Regions from separate parts of the Homo sapiens genome. Here region 1 is linked to region 2. The links are chromatin loops, found by intact Hi-C in ENCODE. Cell type or tissue: HCT116. All regions are shown on one strand. Links, peaks and the distances in the headings refer to the core of each region. The heading gives the core; the rest is flanking DNA.

The links. A loop is a pair of places that touch in the nucleus more often than their neighbours do. Peaks named below come from ENCODE experiments on the same cell type or tissue, not always from the same donor. Only the 100,000 strongest peaks of a DNase experiment are listed, where the experiment ranks them.
Region 1: a loop joins it to region 2, with 2.7 times the contacts of the local background. A loop is called at or near these places in 2 of 110 quality-filtered maps.

What each region holds. Positions count from the first base shown.
Region 1 is chr9:73,021,987-73,034,714 of GRCh38, forward strand. No RefSeq gene overlaps it. Among named protein-coding and RNA genes, the nearest start is that of ALDH1A1, 75 kb to the left of the region's middle. In HCT116, for the core only: no CTCF peak of the experiment used is centred there; no DNase peak of the experiment used is centred there.
Region 2 is chr9:73,093,558-73,106,285 of GRCh38, forward strand. All of the region lies in intron 2 of LOC105376081 (a long non-coding RNA gene), which reads right to left. Among named protein-coding and RNA genes, the nearest start is that of ANXA1, 52 kb to the right of the region's middle. RefSeq lists a silencer at 1,422-1,622. In HCT116, for the core only: no CTCF peak of the experiment used is centred there; a DNase peak (open chromatin) is centred at 6,894.

The DNA.
Region 1 (12,728 bases), core at 2,055-10,054, 72 kb before region 2:
TAGCTCAGACAGTGGTCTAGCTTCTGGGAGTGTTGATGTGACCCACTGACTGGAGTGAATCCCATGGGGCCAATTTTTGCACCTTCTAGAAGGCATTTCACCTTCTCCCTCTCTCTCTCCAGAGTATCATAATTCACAGTTCCCACCGTATAGCTTTACAGAACTTTATTCATGCATTTACACATTTATATAGCTTTTTTAACATAAGGAAAATCATACTATGTGGTACTAATATTTTCAATATTTCTCTTGCTACTATTTTTATTTAACTTGTTTTTTTTCACCCCACCTAAGCCTCCAAATTGGCACATACAGAACTGCTTGGTTAACTGTAACAATTGCAAGGTAATATTTAGCACTGTGTGAGCACAAGATGTTTTGTAGTATTCAGAACCCAAAACAACATTTTTATAAAAATCCTTAGCATAATATTGGCAGACCTTTGGAAATAACTATTTTAGCTGTATGTTGAAACTACAGGCCGGTTTCTATAATTAATATCACAAGAGAGACAGTGGAACTTAATAGAAAGACCATTGGAACAGAATGAGCCCTTGAACTAACTTAGTCATTTGACCTTCTGGGACTTACTGTCCTTATTTGTAAACTAGAAGACGTTGGTCCAGATTTTTTCTAATAGTCCTGCTAGCTCTAGAATGGTATATATATATACAGTATTGGAATTCCTAGTTTTCATTAAGAACATTTCCTATTTGGCAAGTGTTAAATACCTACCTTCACTCAACACTATGGGCAAGCTGAGTAACAAAAATATATGTTATCTGTTGTGCATGTCAGATATTCATTGGTAAATTACTTGTTCTGATATCTTCTTCAATGATTGCCTCCAACAATAAATATTTCCCAAAAAGTACTGGCGCCATTTTAGATATTGAGCTCAATTTAAAATAAAGAAATTAAGAACCGGAGTAGAAATTCAAGTATAAGTGGTTAGAGGGATAAAATCAAGTGAACTAAAATAAAAATTTATGTTTAAAGTGAAGAGGGACTGTCCCTTTAGTTGTGGTAAATACATGCAGGAGAAAAAAACACAAAGATGTATGGAAATCATATGGGGGAGAATTAAATGTTTGGGTAATTGCTGGGGAATGAAACTATGGCGTCATTCCGCTTCCTGGAAAAGAACTGCTGCTCCCCCTTGCGGCAAGTGTGAAAAGCTGGCATCCTGTTAAAAAAAGTATTTCATTCTAACGCAGTGATACAAGATCTGTTTGAGTTATAGTGACACGCTGCTTTGAAGCGGGAAATAAATGGCATACGTAGGCAACTCAAGTAATGATTCTATCCCAGATATAGGCTTAATGTCACCAAAAGAAAAGGATAGAGGATGTTAGGTTGTGGCTAGAGAGACCACAAAGGCTGACTGTGGTCAACACATGTAATTGGTTAGTCAACACCTACTTAACAAATATGTGTTAAGTTAATGTCAACAATTTTGTAAGTTTGAGAAGAGTCAGTACTGAGAATAGTACAAGGTAATATCAAACAGTCATTTTTCAAAAGTGTGTCACTCAGCTGGAAAGATAAAATATGAAATAGCCACAAGGAGACAGTTAATTACAAGTAGATTCCGTACCATACTGAATGACTTAGAACAGAGAGATTATTATTGTTAGAGAAGAATCGCCAGAGGAGAGAGGCTTTTAATGAATCATGTAGAAAAGCATAATAAGCAGGAAAATAGTCAATATTGTTAGAGTTTTATCTGTATAAACTAAAAGCAAGAAAGAGTACCTAGGGCCAGATTAAACAACCTTGCACTAAGTGCTTTGGATTTTATCCCATTTATTTTATAGATGAATGATTGTATAGATGAATAGAGAAGTGGCATATGGCCAAATGTTTCAGGAAGTTTAATCTGGGAAAATGTATGCTATAAATTTCTCTTAAGTACATGTAAATTTAAATGTTTAAAAGAGGTGTTATTATTAAAAAGTAAAGTTGTACCTCTCTAGTCCATCATTCCCTATTCCCTTACTCTGCTTTTTTCATATAATTTATTACTACCTGACATTATATTATTATATATGTGTTTTCTGTTTGCTTGTATCACTAACTGGCTGTAAGTTTCATGAGGGTAGGGGCTCTGTTGCTTGTGTTTACTGTTGTATCCCTAACTTCTAAGATAGGATATTTGATAAATAAATGGTGGGCATTTGATAAATATTTGTTAATATTATAAATAAATCTGTATTGAAAAACAAGAGGCTTGAGGCAGGAAGAACAATTGTCTGTTTATCAAGATGGTAAAACTTGCTCTTGGAGAGAGGAAGGAAATGAGGATAAAAAAGAGACATTCAATATTTTGAAGAATGAATAAACTAGACTTGATAACTCACTGAATGTGGCTGATGAGGAAGAAAGAAGAATCTCAAATTGCTGAGGCTTCAAGATTATATGCATGGGAGGACGGTGACAGTGGTGAAAAACATTGGGGCAGCCTGGTGTGGTGACATCACGCCTGTAATCCTAGCAATTTGGGAGGCCAAGGCAGGAGGATCATTTGAGGTCAGGAGTTCAAAACCAGCCTGGCCAACATGTGGAAACGTTGTTTGTACTAAAAATACAAAAAAAAAAAAAAAAAATTAGCCGGGCATGGTGGCTGGCCCCTGTAATCCCAGCTATTCGGGAGGCTGAGACAGGAGAATTGCTTGAATCTGGGAGGCAGAGGTTGCAGTGAGCTGAGATCGCGCCACTACATTCTAGCCTAGGCCACAGAGTGGGACTCTGCCTCAAAACAATATACGTACATATATGCCCCTATATCTATATAGGGGCAGTCAGTTGGGAAGCATGTTTTGGTGAGATAACAGATTAAACTTTTGACTCAGAAAGTCTGAGTTGAGGGACAGTTAGAGATATCTGATTAGAGTCCGGGTGACAGGGCAGAGTTGGAGATTTTGCCTTATGGTAGGGATGATAGTTAAAGTCATGAGTTTAGATAAGATTTCTGTGGGACAAACTCTAGATGCAGCGAGAAAGAAGACAGAAAAATAAACCCTATGCCTATTTAAGCCATCTTGAAAACTGTCCTGAAAACCGAATTCTGGCCCATTCATTATTTATGCATTCATCCCACACATATATCTTGAGTTCTGCATAATAAAAATGATATGAGGATTATAAGGAACTCACAACTTAGTAGTAGAGACAAACAAAAAGGGAAGATTCACACACGTTTTTTCTAAATAAATCAGCCACCCTGTCTCCAGCCAACTGTGGACCTACTGTCAGACCTTAGGATCTTTCAAAACAAGCCGAATTTTATGAGACAATTTCTAATACCAAAATATAGGATATTAATTAAAATGTGTGGGCCAAAACAAAACATGTTTGTTAGCCAGATTTAACGTGCAGCCCATCCTAACATATTTGCAATCAGGAAGACAGCCTTTTCTCTACCTTACCTCTTAAATTAGACAATCTAAGGGGAGAATGCTTTTAGTCCCGTGAGAATCAGATTTAACATTTAACAATTTAGTAGCAAGGGACATTTTAGGAAAGTCTGGTATACTGGTAGGTAGGATCATTCTTATTAGTACGTCTTTACTCATTTATTTATTTAACAAATACAGCCTATACTACCTGGTAGGAACTCAGTATATAATGGTGATCAAATTAGAAACATCGATGTTTTGTTCAGGGAAATTTCATCAGATAGGAAAAGATTTAGGGCCATTACCAATGGAAGGAAGAACTCTAAGAGCTGAAATAAATAACTACTATGTTGGCTGAAACTGCTTTAATATTAATGAGAAAGTTGGGCATAGGGAAGACCATTCCTAGTGAAGCATTTTTCTATCTGTGTGTATTGCCTGGGGTGGGAGGATGGTGAAAATGGCCCTAAAAATACATAATATGGATAGAAAAGAGAGACAATGAATGAATAATAAAATATATCACATTTGTTTCTTGTAGGAAATAGCTGCAAAGAATCAGTTTGAAATGAAAACTTATTAAACCAGTGGCTTTCAATTTCTCTGGATTATGTCATAGTAAAAAAAATTATTTTCCCTTTCCATAGTGTACACAAGAGCAGACACACACTTAGGTGTATACACACACACTAAAACCAAATTTTACGTTAATATTTACATTTACTATATATGACACCTTGAGATATTTTCCATTGTTTTATTTTGGTTTTTAAAGGCACTTATCATGACCTTATAATGAGTCAAACCCTCCTCTTTGAAAACAGTGGACTAAATAAAACGGACACATGTCACTGTATATCAGTCCTTACTTCTTCTCAATGGGCACCATGGATTTTCCAGGATGAGGTCCAGAAAGTGTACAGTAGGATCTGAGATACAGTATGATTCTTATACTATGAAGTTATAGTCAGAATTGGATAATTTCCTTATTTATTCTTTTTGATGCAATACCACTTTATATCAAGATGCTGTGCTTATTTTCAGGAACTTCTTACTTTTACCAGTCAAGTCAATCATAATATTTTAAGAATACACAAACTGAAATTTTATGATGGAGGATATCCGGTGTAAATTTATGTTTCTATTTGTAGAACATGTTTGCATTTAAAGATATGCATGGCTGCATGTGGTGGCTCGCGGCCGTAACCCCAGCACTTCGGGGAGGCTGAGGCAGGAGTATCACTTGAAGCCAGGAATTTGAGACTCAGCCTGGGCAGCAAAGTGAGATTCCATCTCTACAAAAAAATAAAAATTAAAAAAAAAAAGCTGGATGTAGTGGTGCACACCTGTAGTCCTAGCTACTCAGAAGGCTGAGTTGGGAAGATTGCATGAGCCCAGGAGTTCAAAGCTGCAGTGAGCTATGATCGCACCACTGCACTCCAGCCTGTGTGACAAAATGAAATCCTGTCTCAAGTAAAGAAAAAAAAAGAAAAAAGAAAAAAAGGAAAAGGATACTCATGACCAAAACATCAAAAATAATTTACAGTATTAAGTGATTATTGCTTTAAGTTTCAATTTGCATGGTAATGGTGACATTAGAAAAAGTAGCCCAAGGCACATAGAATTTGAAAATACACAGGTCTCTCTTTAGGGCTCTTATGATTAATGTTGGCTCATGCTACTATTTTTTAAATCTACTTAGCTAACCTGTTGAATTTTGAAATAATTAGGAAAGCAGGGTATTATATAGAAATTGCCACCTATGCACAAAGCTTTCAGGAGTTGAATTTCTGGAATTTGATTCGGTTTATATTATGTTCTTTAGAAAATGTAAATTGAAATACTATAGAGTAAAACTGATATTTTCATATTATGTAACAAGTCTTTAAGACAGAAACCAAGACAGAAGCCAAATAAGCAAGTGAGGGACCATATAATTGGTGACACAAGACATACAAAATAGATTTAGATAAAGTTTTCCATCAGTCCAAATTTTTGAATTGCATTTCCCACGTAATAGATAATAAACATGTGGATTCTATAATGGGTTTACACTATGATGTCATTTGATTTCCCTGCTCTTACATTCTATCATGTGGCAGAGGCTAGAGCAAACCTTCAGTGATATTTACAGAAACCATTAACTTTGTTAAAGATACCTTAGGAGAAATTAGTAATTGTTTGTGATGTTATGAGTGGAGGTTGAGAATGTAGTCTTGGGATTCCTGCTGAAATTCAAATCCTGGCCCCAACTTTAATTGGCTGTGCAACTGTGTAGAGCTACCTACTTCCATTTGGTTTTTCTGACAAAAATGCACAACCTGAACCTAGTCATGAAGAAACAACAGACAAAGCCATATTTAACGACAGCCTAACAAAGAATTAGCCTGTACTCTTCTGAAGTGTGAAGGTTATGAGAGACAAAGGCTAACTTGCAAAACTATTCTAGATTGAAGGAGTTTATAGAAACACGACGACTAAATGCAACGTGCTTCTGCTATAAAGAATATTATTAGGCAAATTAAAGAAAACAATATTATTTTATCAATGTTAATTTTCTGATTTTAATAATTATACTATGGTTATATAAGAGAATTTTTTCATTTTTTGGAAATATACTCTGAAATAGAGGTAACAGGGTGGCATGTCTGTTACTTACCTGTAAAAATTTAGAGAAAGAAAATGATAAAGCTAAGGTGAAATGAAATGTTACCATTTGGGGAAAACGTTTGATGAATATATTCTTGCAAATATACCATTGGACCACAGTCAACTGTTCTTTAAAAAAATGGCCTACTCGGGAGGCTGAGGCAGAAGAATTGCTTGAACCCGGGAGGCAGAGTTTGCAGTGAGCCGAGATTGCGCCACTGCACTTCAGCCTGGGAGACAGAGTGAGACTCTATCTCATTAAAAAAAAAAAAAAAAAAAAAGGCATAATTATACTGAACATAAAAAGCTCTTACTAAGGATTAAATGAGATAATGTATGCAATGCTGAGAATTCTAAAGTTTTGTGAAAAGGTGCACTGAAGGGCTTATTGGTGGTAGGGGTGGGGAAACACGGCAAGAGGCAGGCCGTTAAAAACATACTCTTCTTTGTAAGCAGAGTACTAACATAAAAAATCTAAAATTCCAATAAAAATTTCAATAAAAATTTCAACACAGTTAAACCTCCAGTGGCAGTTTCACCCTTTGCAGCCTTTTACCATGGGCTTATAGTTTCTCCTCCAAATGTAACTCAAAGAGGTCCTTCATTTTTAATGGAACAATTTCTTCAAAATAAAAAAATAGACTTCTTAATCACCACTTTAAAATTTTTAACACAAGAGTAACTGTCTTTGGAGAGTCTTCATGTGCACTCTTAGTTTCACCAAATAGCTAACTAGGTGGACAGCAGGCTATTGGAGGATTTTCAGGATTTAAGCTTTCCCCCCTCCTTTACATTTTCATGTACTGATAATGATTCTCTTTAACTGAGAAAAAGTTTACCCCTGCTTACTTCAAAACATTAATATGTTAGTGGAAATCACAAATTTAGTGAACCTACTTCTTCTTTACAAAAAAACACGATTCCTCTAGCAGATATAAGCAAATTTCGTTTATGGAAACATGTTTTATGTTAACAGACTGTATTATTTCCTAAGTAGGAAGAATAAAAAGCATAAATTTTATTAAGAGCACATGGTTAAACATGGGCAATTTGAAACTGGAATAGTATTATTAAGAAGTAGAATAGGCTCTAATTAGAGTCTTAGAAAAAATAAAATCATAATGGACCATCTTTTCCTAAAATGAGTGAGTCCTTCTTAGAACAGACGAATTAGATGTGTTCTTCAGTTTGTTTCCAGCCTTCTAAACCAATTCACTGTATTTTCAAGTAAAATCCAGACTTATTAGTGTAGTAACAGTAAGCACTCCTCAGGTCAAGTATTCTTTAAAATTGTCTTTATAAAAGAAGAGCGACTTTTATATTCATTTAAGAAAATTTCAAATATTCTAATGCTGCCATTTTAAAATAAAGGATTAAAAAAGAGTCTTGGTTTACTCAGCTCTAAAATGTTTAGCAGTAATACATGAATAAAGGATTAAGCTAAAAAGAAATGTTTTTGCAATCAACAAGAGGAGATGCTTGGAAAAGAAGTTTAACCACATGCCCAGTTTCTCTAGTTATTCCACAGCAACAGCTGAATGAGAAACATATAATATGTAACATGGAACTGTATTATGATGTTATAAACTGGAAAGGAAGCCCAATGTGTGCAGAATTTTTTTCAGTTGAGAGTTTCAGTCATTTTCAAATTCTGGTAATGTATACTTAACATAAAATGTGCCATTTTAATATTTTTTAAGTATACAGGGCAGTGGCATTAAAGTGGCATGAAGTACACTCACATTGTTATATAGGCATCACCACCCATCTCCAGAACTTTTTTCATTTTCTCAAACTGAAGCTCTGTACCCATTAAACAATAATTTCCCATTTGCCCCCGCACCCAGCTTCTGGCAACTATCATTCTACTTTTTGTCTCCATGAATTTGACTACTCTAGAGACCTTATATAAGCAGAATCATACAATATTGGTCCTGTGATTGGCTTTTTCACTTAGCATAGGATTTTGAAGTTTCATTTATGTTGTAGCATGTGTCAGAATTTTCTTCCTTTTGAAGATCGAATAATGTTTCATGGCTTACGGATACCATATTTTGTTTATCCATTTATCCTTCAGTAGGCATTCAGATTGGCTGAACATGGGTGTACAAATTATCTGTTCAAATCCTGTTTTCAATTCTTTAAGATACATGCCCAGAAGTAAAATTGTTGGATCATGTTAAAGAAAAAAATCGTTCTGAAACTTATGAAAATGGTAAAGAAAACTTTGGACTGTTGCGATAGGTGGCAAGACTATCGCCTTAGGGGAGAGAGAATACAGCAAGGACAGCTGGGTGTCCAGAGACAATCAGCAGAGTGACTGAGTCAGTGGACAGAAAATTACTAAGAGGACACATGAAGGTAAGGTGGTTCTTTCTCACCTGACTTAACAGAATTCTTGCTGAAGCCAGACTGTGGTGATCTGATATCAAATGTGGGGGATGAAGAACTTGATCAGATCCCAAGGGTGATCAGATATCAAGGGTGGGGGATTGTCTCTAAAGAGACTTAGCAGGACTCTTGCTGTAGTTGGACTAGGCAGGCCTAATACAGGGCCCCAAAGATGAGAGCTAGTTAAAAAGAGGGCTGAAGAGAGACTAACTAAAGTTAGGTCAGAGAGAGTCTAGTCAATTATATGTAATTCAATGTTTTAGTTTTTGAGGAACCACCATACTGTTTTCCACAGCAGCTGCATTGTTTTACGTCCCATCAGGAATGAACAAAAGTTCCAGTTTCTCCGTGTCCTTGCCAACATCATTTATTTCCTGTCTTGTTTTTCTTTTGCTTTGATTTTTAATAGCAATCTTAATGGGTATGAAGCAATATCTCATTGTTGCAATTTTGATTTGCGTTTCCCTGATGATTAGTGTTGTTGAGCATTTCTTTCCATGGGCCTATTAACGATTTGTATACCTTCTTTGAAGAAATGCTTATTCGGTCTTCATCTGTTTTTAAACCAAGTTTTTATTGTTATTGTTGAGTTGTTAGGAGTTCTTTTTATATTCTGGATGTGAATTTCTTATCAGATATATTATTTGCAAATATTTTCTCCCATTATGTGGGTTGCCTTTTTACTCTGTTGAGAGTGTCCTTTAATACAAAAAAGTTTGTGAATATTGGCAAAGGAGAAATTGGTCTATTTTTTTTTTCTTTGTTCCCTGTGCTGTTGGTGTCACATCCAAAAATTCATTGCTAAACCCACTGTCATGAAAATTTTCACCTATGTTTTCTTATAGAAGTTTTATCGTTTTAGCTGTTATGTTTAAGTTTTAATTTTTGTACATGGTGTAAGGGTCCAAATTTATTCTTTTGTATGTGGATAGCCAGTTTTCTCAGCACCATTTTCTAAAAAGACTGTCTTTTCCCCATTGAATAATCTTGGCATTCTTGTCAAAAATCATTTGATAATATATGTGAGAGTTTATTTCAAGACTCTGTCTTCTATTCCATTGGTCTACACATTCTTTATGCCAGTACCACACTGTTTTGACTAGTGTAGGTTTGTGTACTTTTTGAAAAGAGGAAGTGTGAGACTTCGAACTTTGTGCTTCTGTTTCAAGTGTTTTAGCTCTTCAGGGTCCCTTGTGATTTCACATGAATTTCAGGATGGATTTTTCTATTTCTGCAAAAACACCATTGGGATTTTGATCCATGAACATGAGATGTCTTGCCATTTATTTGTTTCTTATTTAATTTCTTTTAGCAATGTTTTACAGTTCTCGATGTGAAAGTTCTTCACCTGCTTAGTTATGTTTATTCCTAAGCATTTTCTTCTTTCCAATGCTATTGTAAAATAGAATAGAATTGTTCTCTTTGCTATGGTCCTATGTATTAGATACAGAGCATATGAAGCTAATAAACCGCATCACAAACCAACACATGTGATTATGATTTACTTGACAAGCCTGAACACACATACATGAAAAATTAAAGAGGAATTTATTAGTACTGCCTTCACTTCTTAAAAATCACGTCATGCATGTTGTTTATTATTTAAAATGTAAATGAACATTCAGTGAACTCCCTTTTGTTATTGTTTTCGTCTTCACTTTCGATGTGTGCAATGTTCATTGGTAATTTTTCACATTACTAATGTGAAATTTACCAAAATAAAAAATATTTATAAAAATTATATTATAAAAAATAAAAAATGGTTGAAAGAAAATGTTTGTGGTTTGTAGAAATTGAGACAGAGTAAAAAGTTTAGCACAGTAGAGCATATGCCACGAATCAAGTGTTGTTTATCTGAAGGCAAACTTATTTGTGTGATTTCTGCAATGGAAAAATTGGAGTCGCCAAGGAATGAACTAGGGGGTGTTAAATTAAAATTTATATTTCGTCATAGATAAGTGACATAAAAGAACTCTTGAGCTGAATCCTTATAACTTAAAAAGTAAAAATTTGGTAATATTTTATATTTTTAAGAAAAGTGGCTGGGTGTGGTTGCTCACGCCTGTAATCCCAGCACTTTGGGTGTCCAAGGCAGATGGATCACTTGAGGTCAGGAGTTCGAGACCAGCCTGGGCAACATGGTAAAATGCCATCTCTATTAAAATTAGCTGGGCGTGGTGGTACACACCTGTAGTCCCAACTACTTGGGAGGCTGAAGCAGGAGAATTGCTTGAGCCCAGGAGGTGGAGGTTGCAATGAGCTGAGGTTGTGCCACTGCAGTCCAGCCTGGGCAAAAGAGCGAGACACCATCTCAAAAAAAAAAAAAGAGAAGAAAAATGAGAATTTCCTGTGTTGTAGAATAAGAATACTTTTTTTCCTTACATGAATTATCTATTTCAAATGAGTACATCGATAAAACTTATCATGTGATTTTCAATATTACGTTTCCCAATATAGCAGCAGCAACAATATTAATAAAAATAGCAATCATAACTTCATTAATTGAGACCCTCTTATAAGTCAACATTTGACATATACTTTTCTAGTCATCACAGCAAACTGCAAATGAGAAAAATGAAGAGATTCACAAAAGATAGATGAGTTTCCCAAAGACAATCGGCTAGGACCATGCTATCTTTCCTCTTCTATATACTTTGGCATTAGTAATCCCCTATTTCCTTTTGATACCACCATGTCTATCATACAAGCATGACAAGACAGGCTTGTTGGTCCCATTTGTATTTTCCCATTGGTTTGAAAGCTAGTGTACAGGGACCACACTTTCCTCTTATTATAGAGGCTGGTCATGTCAGAATCCATTGTGTGTCAGTAGCATTTCCTGGGAATCTATGTGTGTCAGTATCATTTCCTGGGAAGGTTTGCATACTACTGACTTTGTATCTTCAAATAATGTTAAGAGTTTTAGCACTGAACTATGAGAACTACACAAGCAATATTACAATAAGGAAAAATAAGTGAACCGTTGTAAGGACAGAAATGGACATACTGATAAAAACTTTGATTTATAGAAGCATGACTTAAAAATCAAAGTAGATCAACATTTTATTAACAGAATAATATATGCTCACTGTAAAAAAAAATCAACACAAGCAAAGTATGAAGAGAAGGTAAATATCTTCCCAAATCTCTTCATGAACACACGAGAACATGCCTCCAGATATCATCTCTTTACAGATATATGTGTATGTGTTTGGGTGCATGTATAATTTTATATAGATAATTCCTTCCTACGCATGTGGTGTGGTGTCTACTTTTTTACTCAGCAAAGTGGCAGGGACATCTTCATGGTTATAAATATTGAGATAGTGCTATCATTTTTAATGGATGCAAAGTGTTCTTTATGTAAAATGCTATATTGAAAGAAACATAGGTGGTTTTGAAATTTCACTGTCATAATCAATGCCACGAGTAGCTTTTGTGTGCATGCATTTTAATTCCCTTGGCTAATGATCTCTTCAAGATAAATTCCAAGATGTTGGATATTTGGGTCCAAGGGTAGAAGCATGATGTTACAGTATAAACCTGTAAGCTACTCAGTTAGAAAAGTAGAAACATGTTGTTTAGCTACTTGTATAGATTTGCCAACCTGTATATACAAATACCTGTAACATGTAAGGAAGAAGTCCATTTTTATTTTTCTATAAGATATTACTGAATAATTATTGAGTTTTTCTGAACAGAATAATGTTCTCTCAAGGCTTTGTGATCCTGTTTCGTTATTGACATTGTTGTCTAACACAGGCACGAAGTATAACAGGCACAATTACTACCTGTTCTCAGAAGTTCCTGATAGAAGTCATAGTAATCCACCAACAAACTGTAAATTCCATTCTTCCTCAATTCAGACATATCAGACACCAACAGAATGGCAGGCCAAAAAAGTTATTCATGGACTCATTAGTTCCTGATCCCAGATGTAGACAGCCAGATTACTTCCAGAGGAGGTTTTTGTTGACAAACATTCTTGGCACATTCTTCCAAAAAGGTATCATTCTGAGGAATCTAGCCTGAACACCAAAACAGTAGCATAAAACTCATATTTTATTGCTTTCTTTTCCTATATTTCAGCCCCCAAATAGTTATCATGAGGCTTAGCTTTCATCATTCCACATCCTAATTAAAAAATGGTTGGATCGCAGCAGAGGCAAAGAAACAAAGGCAGCTAATATCTGCCATACTTCATTCACGTATGATTACCTTTAAGTTCTTGCATCAAACTCTATTTCAGTTATCAGAATTGCAGCAAATGGGTTTTTTTCTGTATGCATA
Region 2 (12,728 bases), core at 2,802-10,801:
CTAGGTCACCACTCACCAGCTGTATGACTGTGGGTGATGTCACATAAGCTCATTGCTTTTCCCTGAATAGAATAAGAGGATTGGACCACATGAGCTTCTTGCAAAGTGAGCCCCAAAGGGCTTGGTTTCCTAATGAATTTTCAAGCATTTGTCCCTTTGAGACCCCCAATTACTTTATCTAAGCATCAACAGAGCATCTCTGTCTTTTATCATTATTTTTGTTTCAATATGTTTTATATTCGGGGTTTTAGGGATAAGATTTTCTTAGGAGAAAGAAGCCTCTAATTTATAAAAAGGTTTTGAAAACCACTGGTCTGAGTTAGCAGCAGCACTCTTTCTAGTTCACCAGTTCTCTGTTTTGGTTTATTCTGATTTGGTGAGCCATTTGCCCCAGCACACTCGACCAGGAAATTAAAAAAAAAAAAAAATGGATAAAACACCTTCCCTCTCGTGTCCTTAATCACCGAAGTTTCATTTGGAAAATGTCACCAATATTTTCTGTGCTAACTAAAATTTGCAGCAGTGGATTGTTTCTTGAGGACCATTCAATCTCCTAGGTTTACTTTCACTTTGTAAGATCTCTTTAATAGCTCTTTCTTATTTGGGCAAGGCCTATTTCATTTCTTCCAGTGTGACAAAGGACCTTGCTATGTGTTGTTCTAACAGGATATTCTTCCTTTCCTCCACTGGGCTAATAGCCTGGAGAAAAAGAATACAAGTTTAATTTTAATTTCTGGATAATAATGATTTTGTCTTTTAATCTATGAAGTAGAGCAAACAGTATTATCCTATCATATGATAAAAAGCACCAATACAACGGACTTATGAAAAGCTAAGTATGTAAAAATATCAAATACTTAAATTCTGACACGTGTTTTAAAATATATGTATATTTTTAAACTGCTCCAGAAATGTTGGGGTAAATAGTTTGAAACTTTGAATTGAACAGTTTGTTTCTGTTGTCTTTTAATTTTTTCAAGTAACTGAGTGCTTATTTGAGGGAAGGAGAAAACCTTTAAGAGTTACTTTACAAAACCCAATACATGCTTTTAAAGGGTAATTTCTACCTGTACTCTAAATAAGCGATAAGCAAAATGAGGTAAATAACAAAATGAACATTTTATTAACTAAAATGTCCCTAGGGAATAGTCAACATTAACTTAATAAATAATTGTGGAATGAATAGATGGGTAAGCATCTGCTTTAGTCTGTTTTGTGCTGCGATAACAGAATACCTGAGAGTGGGTACTTTATAATGAAGAGAAATTTATTTTCTCATAGTTCTGAAGGCTGACAAGTTCAAGATTGAGGGGCTGGCATCTGGAGAGAGCCTTCTTGCTTCATCATTCCATGGCAGAAGGCAAGGGGGCAAAAGAGAGAGTCCAACTCCTGACAACACTTTCATTAAGGCATTAAACCTACCTATTGGGCTGGAACCCTCATGGCCTAGTGACTTCTTACAAGCCACACCCCTTAGTACTGTTACAATGGCAATCAAATCTCAACATGAATTTTAGAGGGGAAAAACATTCAAACCACAGCATTCTGTGCTTGGCACCCCAAAACTCATGTCCTTCTCACATACAAGATAGATTCATTTCATCCCTAAAAGTCTTAACTCGTTCCAGCACCAACTCGTAAGTTCAAAGTCCAGAGTCTCATCTAAATGAGATATGCGTGAGACTCAAGGCATAATTTATCCTGAAGCAAATCCCCTTCAGCTGTGAGCCTGTAAATTAAATATGTTATATGCTTCTAAAATACAGCGGTGGGATGGGCATAGGATAGACATTCTCATAGGCAAGAAGGAAGAAGTAACAAACAGATCCCAAGTAAGTCTAAAACCAAACAGGACAAACAACATGAAACATGTTGTTTGATAGTGTTAAGGCTCCAGAATAACCTTTCTTGACTCTGTGTCTCACCTCCCCGACACACTGTGGTAGAGACTGAGCCTTTGAGGTCCTGGGGAGCCCCACTCCCGTAGCTTTGCTGACTACAGCCCACGTAACTGCTTTTGCATATTGGAGTAGAATGCCTGTAGCTTTCCCAGGTTGGCTTTGCACTCCGCTATGGTAGCTCCATTGTTCTGGGATTTGGAGCTGGCTCCACTTGGCACTGCCTCAGTGGAGACTCTTTGGAATGACTCCACTACTGCTGCAGTTTTTTGTCTGGGCCTCCAGTCTATTTAGTAGGTACTTTAAAATCTAGTTGGAGGCAGCCATGCTTCTACAGCTCTTGTACTATGCACCTGAAAATTAGCACGAGGTGGATGCTGCCAAGATTTACAGCTTATACATTCTGGAGTAGCAGGTGAAGCCACATCTGGGTCTACTTGAGCCATAACTGGAGTGGTCAAGGCAGCAAGGCCTGATGCCCCATCAGCCCCCCATGACTGTCCCCTGAAGCCATTCTACCTCAAGACTCTAGAACTCAGCTTGAGATAGGAAGGACAGCCTCAAAGATCTTTGAAATGACTTCAGAATCTTTCTCCCATTATCTTGATATATAGCACCATGCTTTCTTCTGTTCATACTAATCTCATCAAAGAGTTGCTTGGACATACCCTTTGTATTCTCTCCCAAACATATTTTTATTCTTTACATGGCCAGGCTGGGGATGCTCCATTTTTTTTTATATCTGATACCTTTTCATTTATTTATTTATTTATTTATTTATTTATTTATTTATTTGAGACAGGGTCTCACTTGAGTGCAGTGGCATGAATATGGCTTACTGCAGCCTAGACCACCTGGGCTCAAGCAATTCTCCCATCTCAGCCTCCTGAGTAGCTGGGACCACAGGTGTACACCATCACACCTGGATAATTTTTGTTGCATTTTGTTTTGTTTTTGAGTAGAGACAGGATTTTGCCATGTTGCCCAGGCTGCTGTTGAACTCATGGGCTCAAGCAATTCTTCTGCCTCAGCCTCCCAAAGTGCTGGCAGTACAGCCATGAGCCACTGCACCCAGCCTGCTTCCTTTTTAATTACGAATTCTATCTTTCAATAATTTCTCTCTTATTGAGTTTTGCTATATGCTATTGGAAGAAATCATGCAGCTCCATCAGTGCTTTGCTACGGATAGATTTCTTCAGCCAGATATCCTAGTACATGGCTCATAAATTCTGCCACTCAAACAGGGACATAATTCAGCCAAGTTCTTTGCCACTTTATAATAAGGATATCATTTCTCCAGTTCCCAATACCTTGTTCCTCATTTCCATCTGAGACCTCATCAGAATTACCTTTACTGTCTATATTTCTATCAACACTCTGGTCACGATCACTTAAGTAGAGTTGTCCCTCAGTATCTATAAGGAATTGGTTCCAAGACCCCCAATTGATACCAAAATCCATGACTGCTCAAGTTCCTTATGTAAAATGTCATAGTATTTGCATATAATCTATGCACATCCTTTCATATGTATACTTTAAATCATCTCTAGATTACTTACACTACCTAATACAAAGCTTACACATTACTTCAACAGTACAGTATTCAACATTGTACTTGGCACACTGCAAATTCAAATTTTGTGTTTTGGAACATTGTGAATTTTTTCCTAAATATTTTTTATCCATGTTTTGTTGAATCCACAGATGTGGGATTCATGGACATGGAAGGGCAACTATAATCTCTAAGAAGTTTCCGCCTTTCTCTACAGTTATCTTTTTCTGAGCACTCACAAGAATTGCCCTTAACTCTTTATTTACATCAATCAAGGCTTTTTCTAGCCTGCTCCTCCAAATTCTTCCAGCCTTTACCCTTTACTCAGTTCAAAGCCGCTTCTACATTTTAGGTATTGATTATGGCAACAGCCCCACATCTGGGCACCAATTTTTTGTCTTAGCCCGTTTTGTGCTACTGTAATAGAATACCTGAGACTGGGTAATTTATACTAAACATAAATTTATTTTCTTACAGTTCTGGAGGCTGTGAAGTCCAAGCTTGAGGGGTTGGCCCCTGGCAAGGGCCTTCTTACTTTACCACAATGCCATGATCGAAGGTGGAAGTGTGGCAGGCCAGTTCTCCCTGACAATCACACAGACAGGCCTGCCTAGCACCCCAGTTAGATAGACAGATTTCCACAGCACTGCCTTAACACTGAGCGGATAGTTAAACCTAAGGAAATCGTGCCCAGACATCAAAGCTAGAAATGAAAAATATGGTCAGTAGGAGGTTTGCATGGGCTTTTCCCTTGCTGGAGCAAGGGAGAATGATAGAGACACCCTTACATCCCTAGTGCCAGGACCCGTCTCTGGTTGATGAAATCTGAGATGAGTCAAGGTAACGGAGGCAGCTGTTTGAATAGATTTATTGGAGAGTCTAAGGCAGCTCTCTGAACCAAGCTGTAAAGGAGATAGGCTAGAAATAATCACTCCAGTACCACAGTAGACAGGGCTTGAAGGTACTGGGAACCTTACAGCTTAATCAAACTTAGCAAGCACTTTTTTGCCTCTGACCTTCTAGCTGAAACAAAATTCGTTACAATAGACTTCGGTGAATGCTTCACATTGGCACATGACCCCAGCCTAGATAAGCACTAAGAAAATTGTTACACTTCGAGTTGGTCTGGTGGAATTATCGCTGACCTACTCCCTGAGTCTGGTTATAGCAGTAAATTCCCTTCTTTCCTAGTTTGTCTGCTTCTCCTTATTGGGCCCTGAGAAAATGCAGCCGGACCTGGCTAGGTTCCGGAAACAGAAGAGCAAGAAAGAGAGCTTACTCACCAAAACCCATTTTATTAAGGCTTTAAACTCGCCCATGAGGATTGAGCTCTCAAGGCCTAATCACCTCTGCAAGGCTCCACCTCTTAACACTATTACAATGGCAGTTAAATACCAACATGAGTTTTGGAGGGCACAAATATTTAAGCCATAGCAATAGCTATTACTTCAGATTTTGAAGATGGCTTTGAAGATTTTGCATTTTCAATCATAATTTTAAGAAACATTTTCACTGTATATTTTCCCTAGATCTTGACTTTCCAAAAGTGTCATAAGAACAAAATGTGTTCCATGTCTACCATTCATCTGCCTTCTGAAATAAAATTATTCTCCCAGAAAGAACACAAAATTAATTATTTTAATTAATGGTCTAAATGTTAGAGGAATATCACTATATCACTGTAAGTTTTAGTTGCCTAGATTGATAATAAGTTTTACATTAATAACATTTTCAACAATTAATGTTACAGTCAATGGGAGTCATATTTTTATATTTCTTTAAGTCAAAATCCACAGTTGATATTTTGTTATAGTGAGTTCAAGTGATTTTTAGCTAACTGTTCTCATGTTTAATTTGCTATGCTGCTATGAAATATCAGTGTTCTAAAGAACTGTGGAACTAGAATATGGGGTAGAGAAGATAAAATAGTTAAATTAAAATCCATATTTATAATTACATACTTTAATTTTGTCATAAAATTAATTCTCTTTCAAGATTTGCAAAGTCAAATGTTCTGTGTTCTCAATATTTTCATGGATTACTTAAGCTTTGAGAAACCTAGCTTACTGATTTATGAATTTGCAAGTTATCTTGAAATATTTCCTGTGGAATCTGTGGTAATTTATTAGCTGCTTTAGAGTTTAAAAGCAGAGAAATATTTAATTCATTTTAAGATGCATTTGTGGGACAAATACTATCAGAAATAATGTGATTACTTTCACAATACTTTTACCTTTTTTAAAGTTCTTTTTATGTTTTCTCTTGTATCAGAGACAAGTATTTACACTCAGCTTATGTTGCCAAGATAGGGAACATTCTTCATACTATCTACTCATTCATTCACTACATTAGGTGTTGGAAACAGAACAGTTGAGGTTCTAACTAGGACACTGTTTACAGACAGGAATCTTGTAAGCAAGAAAGTAAATCTGAGAAGGTCATGATAGTAAGAGTATAGTAAATATTTGTTACATTGAAGTGAATTTAAAAATTTATAACAAGAACATTAATGACAATTTGTAAACGACAACTAATGATTACATTTCACCACTGAAAATCAAGATACTAGTAATTAAGATCAATTATAATACTTATCATTGAAGGGGAAAAAGCACTGATGAAGAAGAAAATGCAACTGAAATGTCCTCCCACTTTTTCATGACTCTCAAAGGATAGCAACATTTCAAAGTAGCTAGAAAAGAGGACTGGAAATGTTACCAACACATAGAAACAATAAATACTCAAAGTGATGGATACCCCAACTACCCTGACTCAATCATTACACATTCTATACACGTAAAAATTCTCACATGTACCCCATGAGCATGTAAAATATTATGTGCCAATAAAAGAAAAAAATAGAACAAGATTTAAAAATGATAATCTTGATTAAAATGGTTACTGCCTCTGGCTTGCTCGGCTCCATCATTCTGATTTCCTCTAGTTCAACTGGGAGTAAAAATAATTGTGTGTGTTTTTTTTCCCCTTAGGTCAAATGCATTGTTCTGTAAAAAGTGGGTTATTTATTGACTTTTAATCCCAAGATGTGTTTAAGATATATGCTTCTTACATATTTTTACCAACTTTTTTCTAAAAGAAAAAAAGAAAACTCAGGGAAAATATATCTCATGTGAAGTTAAATATGGAAAACGTTTTATCTTACCTTAAAAGTAATTAATAACCTGTGATTATGAGCCCAATGGGGGCATTATGGCTGAGCCAATGAGTGTGTCTTGTGCATCTACTGTGCGTCTGACTCTAACCTAGAGGCTGCTGAGTAAAAAGTGTGGTTGTAGGAAACTGAATCCTAATCTCCTAAGAAAGTGTGTGTGTGTGTGTGTGTGTGCGCGCGCGCGCGCGTGCATAGGTGTGGATGCAGGTCTGGATGGAGTAGGAGAGGTGGTTAGGTATTGACTCAACCCATGATAAAGAGGTGACTCAGGCAAGAGCAGTTTCTCATACTCAGGGAAAGAACATTCCGGGAGCTAAGTGGGAAGCAGAAATCCAGTAAGAAAGAAGGAGGTGATTAGAGCTCATGAATGGAATTGGGCCAACTCCGTGTGTCATTGCTTCAGGATTGGCTCTTTCACAGGTAAAAGCAAATGTGGAGTACCTGGACATGGAGCTGGAGTGAGTGTCAAGTAGAGGAGCAATAAACAGTGAGTCACATATGGACAGGAATAGCCACATGTTGTCTATTAATTTGGATTTTGCTTTCCACGGTCAGTTATGCCTGCTATGACATGGTATGAAATGGGGATCAGCCATTCAAAGAATCCAAAATAGCAGATAACTTACTTATAAGTGCCTGCATGGAAAAGGGATGGCTAGGGAACCATATCTGCAAAGTAACATGCTTGTTTCTTCACACACACACACATACACACACACATTTTAAGATACTTTTCCATTGTATTCTTTCCCTAGATCTTGGCTAGCCACAAGTATCATGAAAACATTATATATACATACGCACACACACACAACACATATATATATACACATATAAATATATATGTAAAATTATTTCAGGTTCTGAGGGCTTTCAAAATACTACTCAAAGTTTTTATGAAGTTAATGATGGTTTTATTTCATTTGCTACATTATTCCTCTGCTGTTCACCCTAAAATTAGGTCTGGTTATTACCACTCAAGATCATGTTTTATCTTAATTATAATCATTGATTCAATAAAACTTTAAATTGCAATATACATGTCAGGCCATTTTCTACAAAAGTCAGAGGGAATAGTCTCCTCTTTCAATGATACAGCATCTATAGTTTTGAATATTCTCAAGCTAAGGCACAATATGAATCTAGTGAGTTACTTATCTAGAAAATGTGCTTTATCTAAAAGTCAGAATCTATATCTCAACATGACATTGTGAAGTGCTTCTTAAATCTTCATGAGTCAAAAAAAAAAAAGACCCATAAAAGAAAATGGCAAATATGCATTTTGGTATCTATGAAATAAATGTCTTCAAATATATTCCTTCTGGATGTCAATCAACATGGTCGTTTCAGTTTGTTAATGGACTGCCTTGTGCATCAGAAACTCAAATATCCGAAGGATATTTACTTGAAGGTAACCAGATTAATGTTATTAAGAGTTATTTTAGTTATTCTAAAGCCATGAGAAAAGATTACATTTGTAAGCTTGTTTTTATTCTCTTGTTCTGTTTCTACATCCAAATCCCAGGACATCATCTTCCCTGGGGATACTGTTGCATTTGGATGGCTATGTGCAAGTTTTAAATTTTCCTGGACTTTTTCCAGCTCCACCATAATTTCTTTCAGTTCTTGGGCAGCTGATATAAGAGGAAGAATCGGGAAGAAACTTATAAGAAATTTTCATTAAAAAAGCATTGTTAATATTTCATGAATAAAAAATTATAGAATTTAGTTTACAAACAGCATTGATCCAATGTGTATTTATTAATTTGCTTATACATCGTTCCACTCTCATTCATTCAATATTTATTGAATATTTACTACACGATGAACACTTAGTTTAGAATAAAAAATGCAGTGATGAACAAAAGACTCAGTGTGTCTGATAAAGTTTATATTCTAGTGAAAAAGGATAGAAGCAAATGACTGAACACATATGTTAAAAAATTGAAAGATTGTAATAAATATTAGCAAAGATGTAAATAGAGTACTGTGCGTATACATTACTGGGGAGATCTGATTAGGTAAGGTTGGTTAGAGGAGTTTTCTCAGTGGGAACAACTTTTGAAGTGAATCTTGAAGAATGAATAGAAGTTGACCATGCTGAAAATGAGAAGGTGAGTGTGAGAGAGAATGCTTCAGATGAGAGAACAGAAAGCTAAAAGGCCCTGATGGAAGAAATACGTTGATAATATCTTGCAACTTATGAGCTAGTGTGACAAGATCTCAGTGAGTAAAAGAGAGAGGCTCAGGCAGTATGACAGGGCCTGGATCAGGCAACTTAGTGCCTTGTAGGAAATAATAAAGAGTATGGGTTTTACTTGCAGTCCATTGAAAGCCATTGGAGGGGTTTAGGCAGAGTTAAAGCAGATCTCTGTGACTGCTGAGTGATGAATAAATTGGTTGTGCCAAGACAGGAGCGGGGAGACCATTCAGAAGTGGTTGTAGTTTACCAGGCAGCAACTACAGATGTTGGTGACTCAGGTCAGAGTAGGGGATGTAGAGATGGATGGATTTAAGATATATTTTTGACAATTAAACTTACACTTTTAAAATTCCAAATAAAAGAAGAATCAAGAATGAATGACTGTAAAATATTTGGGCTTAGTAAATACGTAATATCCATACTCTAATTTTTAGATGGATAAATTAAATTTTACCTCATAACAATAAAAAGGTACTCATATTTGAAGGACTAATTATTTTTCTGATTAATCTTCCCACAGTGATATATTATGACATAGTTCCCTACATTTAGAGTTCCTGGAACTATACAAGGAAAAACATAAGGAAGCAAAGCATATGAGAGTCACACCTACTATTACTATTTACTGGCCATCTATTGCATTTGTAACTTGTCATGCCCCTTCTTCTCAGGATCTTTTGTTAAGTTACTTTATTATATATGATTTACATGCCCCCCAAAACTGCAAGCTTTTAAAGTATACAATTCAACTAATTTTAATAGACCAATATATCCATAAAACCACCACCACACACAATGTATGAATTATTTTAATTAACCCCAAGTTTCTTGTGCTTCTTTGCACATTAAGATCCCACAAGAAAATGTTGTATGTATATAGTCACATGTATTTTTTTTAAATTCAGAGAAAAAATAATATTTTAAATTTACCCAGATATTTATCATTTATAATGATTTTTTCTTTCTTCCTTAATATATGAATTTTTCTCTACTACCTACTTTTTCTTCATCCTCAGAACTTTCTTTCAGCATCTCTCCTGGTGCATGTACAAGGACAATACATTCTCTTAGTTTTCTGATATCTGAAACATGTACTATTTTGCCTTCACTTATGAGGGATTTTTTGCTGGACATGGAATTCTGGGTTGTCAATTATTTTTTCTTTCAGTACTTAATTTTCCCACCTTTCCAATTTATAAATATTTTTAAAGATTTTCCATGAACTTGAATTGTGTTCCCTTCTGTGTGATGTATTGTTGTTCTTTGTTCCGCTTACTTTCATGATTTTCTCTTTATCTCTGGATTTCAACCATCTGATGAGGATGAGCTTAGGTGTGACTTTCTTCATATTTCTTCTGATAGGTGGTGCCAACCTTCTTGAACCTGTGAAACACTGACTTTCACGAAACTTGAGAAGTTTATCCATTATTTCTTCACATTTTTTCCTACCACTTCTCTCTGCCTTTTTCTTCTGAGAGTCTGATTATAAATATTAGAAATTTTCATATACTTTTACAAGATTTCTGAGGCTCAGTTCTTTCTTTTTAAATTATGTTTTCTCTTTTTAAAAATTGTCTAATTTATATTAATCCATATTAATTTTACTAACTCTTCTTTATATGATTTCCATTCTGCTATTAAGCCTATTTAAAAAAATTAGATATTGGGTTTTTTAGTTATATAATTTCTACCTGGTTATTTTTCATATATTCTGTTTCTGGGGTATGATTTTTCTCTTTTCTTTTATTATAAGCAGTTAAAAGAAAGAAATCCTTAAGCATAGTTATATCAGCTGTTTAAAAATCCTTATCTGATAATTTCAACATCCAGCTCATCTCAGGATTGGTCTTTGTTGACTGTATTTCCCCTTGAGACTGACTTTTCTGGTTCTTTACATCATATTCTGTTCAGTGTGATTATTGTGTCTTTGATACCTAGAGTTGTTATATATCTTTGGTGAATTTTGATTTCTTTTGTGATTTAGTAGGCAATTAATTTGATTAATTTGATTAGCTGCAACAAGTTGCAGCTCAAAACTCCATTCACCTCTCTAAGTTATGTCCTACTCCCCAGAACACGTGAATATGTCAGGTTACACGGCAAAGGGGAACTAAAGTTGCAAACAGTATTAAGGTTGCTAATCAGCTGACCTTAAATCAGAGATTAGCCTGGATCATGTGGGCAGGCCTAAGGTAATCACAAGAAACCTTAAAACTGGAAGAAGCAGTCAGAAAGGGCGATGTGACAATGGGGCAATGTTGGAGACCTGCTATGCTGCTGGCTTCAAAGATAAAGGGAGAGGGTCACAACCAGCAAATCTGGGCAGTGTTTGAGGCCGGAAAGGCAAGGTGATGGATTCTTCCTGACAGCCTCCAGAAAAGAATTCCATACTGCTGACACCCAGATTTTAACCTAGTGATGGTTATTTTGAATTTGTTACCCACAGAACTCTAAGATGATACATTTGTGTTGTTTTAAGCCACTAAATGTGTGGTAATTTGTTAGAGTTGCAATGAAAAAAATACAAATTTTCCGTCCCCAAAATTTGAAAACCAACTCCAGAGAAAAATAACATTGCTGTTTAGTCAAGTGAATGGTTGATTTTGTAATTGTGCAAGAAGTATTTTAAATTGAAATTATAATTAAGGAGTATCATTTCTCATACTGACTGGGGTAAGATTATGGAGACATAGTCGAGCCGAATTCCCCCAGGCCTAACCTTCTAATTCTTCCCTCATGGTTCTCTTGCATAGCTCCTATGTCTTAAACATGGGGCTGGCTCAGAGCGTGAAGTTTCATAAGTGAGTCCTGGCTAAGTTCTTTGTCTCTTTTTCCAGTAGCCCAAATATCAATGTTGACACCTTAAAAGGTACACAATTTTATAAATTATAGACAATTCCCTGTTTCAGACTCTTTTTTAAAATATAAATACATGATTCGAACATTTTTTTCTGCATACAAGAAAAAAAGTTGGAATAATGCATGACATTCATATTAAACATTATTCATCAGCACTGAATGAGAATTGCAAAGGCTGAGAGACAACCAGCATTTATCTATCACATATGTTCAAAACGATCATCTTTAACATCTATGTGATATCTCTCACATATGTCGAAACTTTAAAGACAGTTGCTGCAAAAGTTTTGAAATATTTCCTTTACACCACTGAGAATAAAAATATCAGAAGGAAGAGGAGAAATATATAGATAATACAGCAATAATAAAGTTTAGTATGAAAAGAGAGTTGTTTATTTTCTAGTACTGGTTATAATTATCTCTGAGGTTCTATTTAGTATTTTGTATATAATTACCTTTCTGGTAGGTTGGGTGCAAAATAATTAGTGTTTTTTTGTTTTGTTTTGAGATGGAGTTTCACTCTTGTTGCCCAGGCTGGAGTGCAATGGCACAATCTCGGCTGACTACAACCTCTTCCTCCCAGGTTCAAGCAATTCTCCTGCCTCAGCCTCCCAGGTAGCTGGGATTACAGGCACACGCCTCCACACCCAGCTAATTTTTGTATTTTTAGTAGAGATGGGGCTTTGCCATGTTGGCCAGGCTGGTCTCAAACTCCTGACCTCAGGTGATCAACCCACCTCAGTCTCCCAAAGTGCTGGGATTATAGGCATGAGCCACTGCACCCGGCCACGTAATAAATTTCAATGGCAAAACCACAATTACTTTTGCACCAACTTAATATAAGACAGTTTACATTTTAAAATTACCTTCAGTGTGCTTTGCTAGTTTTTCTTCTTCTATACTACTAAGTCATAATATGCCTCACACATTCTCTTGAGTATCTTTATTTTCTGGTCAGAATCATTCTATAGAGAGAAGAAAGGCTTAGAGCATCCTTGCAACCATATTATCTAACCATAAATCTCTGCCCCTTATAACTGAGGG